3 separate regions of the Homo sapiens genome follow, and all the other regions are linked to region 2. A link is a contact called in ENCODE Hi-C data. All regions are on one chromosome and are shown on one strand. The core of a region is the stretch at or near the end of the contact, and the rest is flanking DNA. Distances in the headings are between cores, read along the strand shown. Region 1 has its middle 35 kb from the start of MOB2. Region 2 holds the start of LSP1 (lymphocyte specific protein 1). Region 3 holds the start of BRSK2 (BR serine/threonine kinase 2).

Region 1 (2,700 bases), core at 91-2,590, 330 kb before region 2:
TCAAGGCAGCAGTGAGCTGTGATTGCACCACCGCACTCCAGCCTGGTCTCTAAACAAAAAATAAAAACCAAAACAAAAAAACTATTTCGGTAAGAAATCTAGGCTGTAACAAGGCCATGTGGGGACTGCCCACTGTTTCTGCAGCTCACTCTGCGGGCCCGGGGTCAGATCCCCAGTTTCTCAGGGTCGTGTTCTGTTCCCTTTGCTCATCTCTCCTCCAGTCCCCAGGGAAGGGCTTGGTCTCCACGGCGTCAGGAACTAGACTGTGAACTTGCACGTCAATACTGAGAGTGGGGCTTCCAGAGAGCAGCCGTGCTTGCTGCCCTGCCCCTCTCAGGCTGCAGCCCAGGGAGATGCCACTGAGACGCTGGCCATCGGGCTGGCCACCCCCGGGCTCCCTCCATCCTCACGGTCCTGCTCTGTGCTGGCAGTTTCCACTGAAGTCCCCCTCCCAGTATGCAGCAAGCCTGATCTGCTATCACTCGCTCACACCATGCCTCCGTGTCTCCCCCACATCTCACATGAAGTAACTTCTGAGCCTGTTTCAAAGTTTATCCTGAACAGGGCGGGCAGTCTGGCCCCTTCACCATCTCTTTCTGTGTGGGTGCACCGAGGTGTCTCCCTGCAGAAGTGCATTCTATCCTATGCTGGGGTAAAGATGCAAGTCACTCTCAAACTGCTGAGAAAAGACCCACGTGCAGGTACTGAGAGAGAGAAAACGGCAAGGCAGATGTGGCAGAAACGCTGACACTGGCCAATCTGGGAGAAGGTATGCAGGAATTATTCACACTACTTTGGCAACTTCTAACTTTGAAATTATGTAAAAATTTAAAAATATAAACGTCAGAAGCAGCTGGGGCCAGGAGGTGGCAGATACCCTCGAGGGAGCAGCAGTGCATCTGACAGCCGCTTCTCCACAGCAACGCCGGAAGCCGGAGGTCGGCGGCCTCACGTCGAAAGAGGGCTGAAAGCAAGCCAACCAAGAACACGACACACAGCGAAAAGCTCTGCCAAGAATGAAGGACAACTGAAGGCATTTTCAGACAGAGACTGAGAGGGCGCCCCCAGCAGAGTCACCTGAAAGAAAATCCAAGAAAGCTCAAGGCTGCAGCACAAGCAGAGGAAAACTGGTCACAGACGCAAAAGGACAAACCCAGAAGGACAAAGGAGGAAGGAGAGGGTACAGCCAAAGAGATGGAGCACAAAACCAGCCAACCTAAATAAATACCAGCGTACAAGTAGCATGTGGGGGTCCGAAGTGTACAGAATTTAAAACACAGCAGTAGCATGTGGGGGTCCGAAGTGTACAGAATTTAAAACACAGCAAGTGCTCACAACTCAAGAGGGGAAGTACCCAGAAGCGGTCTAGTATCTTGGGTACTTCGGGGAGGCGGATAAAGCTGTTAATCAACATCAGACCCTGGAGGTTTAGCGTGTGCTGTAAGAAAACCACTAAAGGAGGGTGTGCACGGTGGCTCACAGTGTAATCCCAGCACTTTGGAAGGTGAAGGTGGGTGGATGGCTTGAGGCCAGGAGTCTGAGACCATCCTGGACAACACAGTGAGACCCTGCTTCTACAAAAAATCAAATAAAATAAAGTACCTAACTTCCAAGGCAATTTGAAAGAAGGATAATTAAAAAATAAAAAGAAGAAATTCAAACAAAGCATGGGAAGATGAAAAGCACAAGATGGGAGTTCCACACAGCAGCGAGCACACCAGGTGGAAAGGGTTAGCAAGGCGCCCTGACACCCGCTCTAGTGGCGCGGTGCTCACTAGACACCCGCTGTCACGTGCAGTGCGTCTAAGGCTTGGGGTTTTCCCGGGCTCACCCCAGGGGAGACGTGGTCAAGGGCTCTTTCCCAGGGCTCGGGGCCGTTTGCACGTCCTTCTTCATGAGGCATCTGTTCAAGCCTCTGCCCATCTTCTACGGGACGAGCTGTTTCTTGTTCTTTGTTGGAGCCCGTGGGGAAGTCTGGATCTGAGCTCCGGTAAGTTCTAGGTATGGTAAATTCCCCCTGCAAAAGTTGCTTTCTTTTTTTTTTGAAACAGAGTCCTGCTCTGTGGCCCAGGCTGGAGTACAGTGGTGAGATCATGGCTCACCGCAGCCCCGACCTCCTGGGCTCAAGGGATCCTCCCACCTCAGTCCCCCTGAGTAGCGGATGCCACCACGTCCAGTTAATTTATTTTTATTTATTTATTTATTTATGAGGTCTCACTATGTTGCCCAGCCTGGTCCTGAACTCCTGGGCTCAAGCAGTCCTCCAGCCTCGGCCCCTCAAAGTGCAGGGATTATAGGTGTGAGCCACGGTCCCCGGCCAGCCTTTTCAGTTTTTGAGGAATATCTTTGATAAACAGAGCTGCTTAATTTTAATGTAAACCAAATTATCTATCTTTTCCTTTATGATGAGTACTTTTTAGTCCTGTTTAAAAAAACTTTTCTTAACCCATGGGTCAAGAATAGCATCTTCTATAACAGTGCTGTTCAAGAGAAATATAACACAAGCCATAATCTGAGCCATGGATATAATTTTAAATGTTCTAATGGCCCCATTGAAAAGTAAAAGAAACAGCCAAGATTAATTTTATTTAACCCAACAGATGTAAAATATTTTCGACTTACAATCAATACAGAAAATACAAGGTGCCACTGTATTTTTTTCAGTCTAGCGTATTTTACACTCAGCACATCTCTAGCGCT
Region 2 (2,700 bases), core at 1-2,500:
TGATCTGGTTTTAGCCCTGCCCATCGTCTGGGCCACGGATCCCTCTGGTGCCTCCACTCGTGGGGCTCTGAAAGCCTCTGCTGGTCTTTGTGGTGTGTTTGGTGGGTGGGGGGCTCGCTGAGTCCCAAGGAGGCGGCCTCCGGTTCGGCCCCACCCTGATGGGTCAACACTCTGGGCCCAGGGCCCTCCCAACCCCTGGCCTCTCTCCAGCCCCTCTTTGCCTTGGGACCCCCTGTAAGTCCTTGCTGGTTGGATTTCTCAGGCCCAGCCGCTGGCCAGGGCTCCCTTCTCCCATTCTCCTGCGCTGAGGTTTCCAGCAGGGAAGCCTTCGCCACCTCTGTGGCTGCCCTACTCTGGCCCAGCTTAAGTCCTCCCCTGCCTCAGCTTTTGGGGTCTGGCTCCTGCAGTCATGCATCCCTCCTCCTGACCCTGGAGCCACTGCGTGGTCACTCCCAGAAGCTGGGGACAGTGAGGGCTGGAAACAGCCTCCATCCCTCCCCTCGGGCTGGCCTATGCCTCTTGGGAGGGTCCCTGAGGCACTGCCTTTAGAGCCTGGGGACACGAACCACTCGGTGGTCAACTCCAGCGACCAGAGCACGGAGAGCAAGGGGCAGCGGGGGGACGAGGCGGATGCCCGACAGCTCGGCATCAGCAAGGCAGTCCAAGACAGAACAAGGCACCCGACGGGTAGAACGCAGGGGCATCCCGGGCACAGCCCCCAAAGCCACCTGGGACCCACAGCTGTTTGATGTGCTCAAGGCTATGACCCCAGGCTTCGAGAAAAGACTCCACCAAGTTCCATGAGCACCTGTAGGAGAGCCGGCCTCTGGGTAGATTTCACCCAAAGAAGCTAAAACGCTCACGTGGTGCTTATGGGATCACAGACGTGTTTGTCCCTGATGCTGCAGGAGAACTGGCCACTCACAGGTGGACCTGATGGCCAGAGCTACTAGCGGGGACCAGGGGTAACATGGGTCCCCCTCCCCGAGCCATGAAGAGCTGCCTGCGGCCATCTTGGCCCTCGCACCCCGTCTCTGTCACCCCAGGCCCCTGTAACTTGCTTAACGCTTCCTGAGGGGTGGTTTGGGTTTTTTTTTTTTTCTTCCTCTCCTCTTGTAGCAACAGATTAAAAAACAACACCCTGACCCAAGCCGAGACAGGTTCCAAACCTCAACCTGCAGCCGGAAGGGGGAAGTGAAACTCGGCTGGGGGTGGGGGCTCAGAAGCCGCCCCAGAAAGCACTGAAAGCCACAGCACGTACACCCACTCCAGGGATCTGCCAGCACCCTGTGGGGCCCAGACTACAGGCTGATGGCGGAGGCTTCGAGTGACCCGGGTGCCGAGGAGCGGGAAGAGTTGCTGGGGTAAGGGTCTGCGGCGACGCCCGGCGCCCTGTGCCGTGTCCACGGGTGCATAGTCCTTGAGCTGCATGGAGGGTGGAGAACTGAGGTGCCTGATGGGGAATCTGGGGCCCCCAATGGGAGAACTTGGATGTCCGATGGGGAAACTGGGGACCCACAGACAGGTGGCAGGAAGTCTTGCTGGGACCCCCCTCTCACAACAAGGGTGGAGGTCTCTTCCGCCTGCCTCTGTGCCCTGGACTCACTGGGGGAGGCGCGTGGGATCCTAAGCCCATGGTGGATGCCTGAAGCGAGGAGACCCCAAGACGTGTCCTGGACTGCCAGGGAGGAGCTGGGGACTGTGGGCCCTGTTAGCTTGGGAAGAGGCAAGGTGGGGGCTGGGGAGCAGCTGTTCTGGGATGGGTGGAACTGGCCCGGGCCTGGCCACCTGCCCACAGGACTATCTGAGAGGGGCTATCCTGCCTTGAGGGTCTGGAGGCCGCCAGGCTTGGGGCCCAGCAGGCCTCAGGGCAGGGCACCCAAAGCTGCCCTTGACCTGCGGTAAAGGACAAGGCCAAGGATTCTGGCAGGTGCCTGTGCTGGGTGCCAGGCACCGTGTGTTGGTTGGAGTGGGGACATGAGGGGGCATGGCAGAGGTTGTGTGTAGGACTGCCAGAGCTGGGCAGAAAAACCCCGCTGCCAAAGGCCTCCTAGCGGGCAGCTGTACTCTGTGGTACCAATGGGCATCCAGCCCTGTGCTGGGGTGGGTGGAGAGGGCTAGCGGCTTAGTAACTGGGCTCCCTGGCAGAGGGGAGCTGCCGGCCAGCAGGCATCCAGGCATCACAGCTGAGCCTCGCCAGGGGAACCCGAGTTGCCCCCGGTGCAGGTCCCAGAAGAGATGGGAGGGCTCAGGGCGTGCGGTGCAGGGACAGGTAGGGCTTTGAGGGGCAGAGGGGCGACGTGCTAATGGTCAGGGGATGGGGATCCGGTGCTGGGGATAGAGGCCGGCCTAGGAGCAGGTCAGCGGGGGCTGTGGCCTGGTGTGCGGAAGGGAAGGCGCTGGGGCCCAGGTTGCAGAAAGAGTGTGATGCCCGCAGCCACACAGGACGGACCTGAGAGGAGGCCCAGGGTGACGCTCACATACCCCAAAACTGCAGCCAGGGCTGCTACCAGTCTCTGCCTTGGTGCTGACAGCAGAGGGTCCCGGTCTACCCGACCCGGGGCGGTGCAGGGACCACCTCCCGGCCTTCACACAAAGCTCCTGTGCTGTTGGTGGCTGCAGTCACTGTCCTGTGTCTGTGTCCTTGGTGGCCGTCACATTGCTGTGGGTCTGGTATGTGTGAGGGGTCTGCATCTCTGA
Region 3 (2,700 bases), core at 84-2,583, 460 kb before region 2:
GAGCGGACCACGGTCAGCAGCAGTGTGTGGCAGAGCCCGCAGGGGAAACGTTGCCCGCAGACCATACACGGGCAAGATCTGGGACCCCCACTTCTGCAGCGTTCCGGGTCTCCCTCACCTCTCCCCTCCCACCACCTTCTGCAGCACGGGCTTAAGGAAATACCAGTGTTTTTCTGCAAAGAAACAGAGGGTCCGTCCAGGTCTGGCTGCCTCTTCGGCTGCCTGTGTTTAGACCTCCAAAGGCTGCTCCCGGCAACCCCTGCCCAGCTGCTCAACCTGAAAGAGGGGTCGGTAGCAAGGGCCGGGAGGCGCCAGGGCGCTGCGGCCGGATCCCAGGTGAGTTCCTTGACTCCGCGCCGCGCAGGTCACTGTGGCATAACTGGGAAAACCGCCGCTTCTCCCTCGGGAGCGGAGGCGGAGGGCCACGTCCTCCCTGGGGGTGCACAATCTCTGCTTGGACAACGCCCGCGTGCAGTAGCCCCACAGACTCCCATGCAGCCCCCCCGCCACGTGTGCCGCATCCGCGCCCTGCATGCAACACCCGCCCCCTCCAGCGCAGCATGCCCCTCGCTGGCGTGCAGCACCCCCCATGTGTGCAGCACCCCTGCCCCGAATACAGCACCTCTCCCCAGTACAGCACTCCCGCCCCGCATGCAACACTCGCCCCCCTCCAGGGCAGCATCCCCATCCCCCGCGCGTGCAGCACCCCCTCGAGGGGCGGGAAACTCTTTGGGACACCCGGGGTCACGCCCTGCAGGGTAAAACCCCCGTCCAGGGCAGCCATCTGCACCCCCTCGCCATGGGCCCACTGCCTGCTCCGTCCCGGGATGCGCCTTAATGGCGGGTCGGGCGGCAGCGGGAGCTCTGCTGCCTGGTGGGACCGGACGTGGCAGCCGGCGGGCTGGAGGCTCCCAGGTCCCGGCCTCGCCCTGGCCTCGCCTCGCCCCCTAGAGTCTCCCCGAGCGCTCGTAGCGGCGGGGCGGGGTGGGGAGGCGCTGATTGGCCGGCGCGGGCACCGCTTGCCGCCGCCACGGCATCCCGCTGCGTTCGTACAGGCTCGTGTCGACTCGGCTCCGTTGCGCGGCCCGGCTCGGCTCCCCTCAGCTGCGCTCGACTCCGCTGTTCGGCTCGGCTGTTCGGCTTGGCTACAGGGCTCGGCTGTTCGGCTTGGCTACATGGCTCGGCTGCGCGGCTCGGCTCTGTTCGGCTCGGCTCGGCTGCTGGGCTCGGCTGTTCGGCTCAGCTGCGCGGCTCGGCTCGTCTCGGCTCTGTTCGGCTCGGCTCGGCTGCTGGGCTCGGCTGTTCGGCTCAGCTGCACGGCTCGGCTCGGCTCGGCTCGGCTCGGCTGCGCGGCCGCTGACGGGCGTGCGCTGGGGGCGCGGGGCGCGGGGCGCGGGCCTCGGCGGCGGCGGCGGCGGCGGCGGCGGAAGCCAGGTGCCCCCGCCCGCCCTGTCCTCTCGACGAGGCGGAGGCGTCGCCGCGGGCCAGGCCTCGGACTGCCGCGTCGGAGTGGACGCGGGGGGCGGCGGCGCGGGCGGACGCGGGCGGCGCGAAGCAGCGGGGCCCGCGGGGGCGCCCCGGCCGGGTCGGCGCGGACGGCACTCGGCGGACGCGGGCGGACGCTGGGCGGCCCCTCCCTGCCCGCGCGCCCGGGCGCCCCTGGCCGGCGCCGGGCCCCAGAGCGATGACATCGACGGGGAAGGACGGCGGCGCGCAGCACGCGCAGTATGTTGGGCCCTACCGGCTGGAGAAGACGCTGGGCAAGGGGCAGACAGGTGCGTGCGGCCGGGGCGGGGACCGGGGCCGGGGAGGCCGCGCTGGCAGCGCGCTGGGTGGGGGGCGCCCGAGGGAGGCCCCGGCCGCGAAGCCGCAGGCCCGGCCCGGGCCCCGGCCGCGAACAATGGGCGGCCCGTGCGCCCCCGTCCGCTCGTGCGCCCCGGTTCCGCCGCGGATCCCGCAGGCCGCTTGGCTGCGGTCGGCCGGGCGCGGCCCAAGGACACGCGGCGCGGCGCGGGGCGCGCAGGCGGACAGGGGCGCACGGGACGGCGCCCCTCGGGCCCCGCTGCAGGTGCGCGGCCCGGGCCGCATTGTGCGCCCCAGCGACCGGGCCCATTGTGCCGCGGGAGGAGGGGGCCGCGCGGGCGCCCATCTGCCGTCTGCCGCGGCCGCGCTAATAGGCGTGCTGCCCGAGCAGCTGCGCCCCCGGCGGGACTCCCACCTCCGCGCGCCGGCCACCGGGGCCTCCGGGCAGGCCCGATCTCCCTCCGCGGTGGGGGCGGGAGAGTGCGGGGACCTGCAGAGGGCTGGACAGCGCCTTGCGCTGCTCCGGCTCGGGCTCGGGCGGGCGGAGCGTCTGTGACCTGCATTCCCACGGGGCAGGGAGAGGCCATTGGTGCTGGGACCAGAAGTGCGTGGGACCTGACCCGTGGAGCAGCCCCGCGGCCTGCCGGTGGAGGGGGCTTCCCGGTGGGGCCTGGCTGTCATTCTAGGGAACAGGCCGGGTCCCTGCGGGGCCGAACCCAGGCCAGAGGCAACCCAGCTACCCTCGCATGTGGCCAACTCTCCCCGGCCCGCTGGGTTTGGCTAGCCCTTCATCTGGTCAGGCACATTCACAGAGTCGCCTTTGTGGAGGCTGGGGCTCAGCCATTTTCTTTCTTCTCTCAGGACCGGCCTGTCTCTTGGTGTCCCCGAGGTCCCACG

The links. Hi-C counts contacts between places; a loop is a spot of excess contacts on that map. Pooled maps may share reads with other maps.
Region 1: a loop to region 2 is called in a map of OCI-LY7, with 5 times the contacts of the local background. The contact joins the enhancer-like site here to the promoter of LSP1 in region 2. A Hi-C loop is called at or near these places in 1 of 168 maps with a recorded cell type or tissue (OCI-LY7), 10 of 37 single-sample maps with no recorded cell type and 6 of 50 pooled maps.
Region 3: a pooled map shows a loop between it and region 2 (5-fold over the local background). The contact joins the promoter of BRSK2 here to the promoter of LSP1 in region 2. A Hi-C loop is called at or near these places in 2 of 37 single-sample maps with no recorded cell type and 6 of 50 pooled maps.

Annotation. Positions count from the first base shown.
Region 1 is chr11:1,520,176-1,522,875 of GRCh38, forward strand. No RefSeq gene overlaps it. Among named protein-coding and RNA genes, the nearest start is that of MOB2, 35 kb to the left of the region's middle. RefSeq lists enhancers at 1-345, 346-846, 1,784-2,033. Within about 2 kb of position 1,341, at least 4 of the 41 ENCODE cell types and tissues checked have a DNase peak (open chromatin) inside an H3K27ac peak, as active enhancers do; they include OCI-LY7, where a contact is called at or near this core.
Region 2 is chr11:1,851,834-1,854,533 of GRCh38, forward strand. LSP1 (lymphocyte specific protein 1) reads left to right here and starts at 1,251. Exons shown (of 11, transcript NM_002339.3): 1 at 1,251-1,364. The coding sequence starts at 1,312. RefSeq lists enhancers at 1-31, 1,023-1,342.
Region 3 is chr11:1,388,601-1,391,300 of GRCh38, forward strand. BRSK2 (BR serine/threonine kinase 2) reads left to right here and starts at 1,334. Exons shown (of 20, transcript NM_001256627.2): 1 at 1,334-1,775. The coding sequence starts at 1,685. RefSeq lists a silencer at 731-1,100.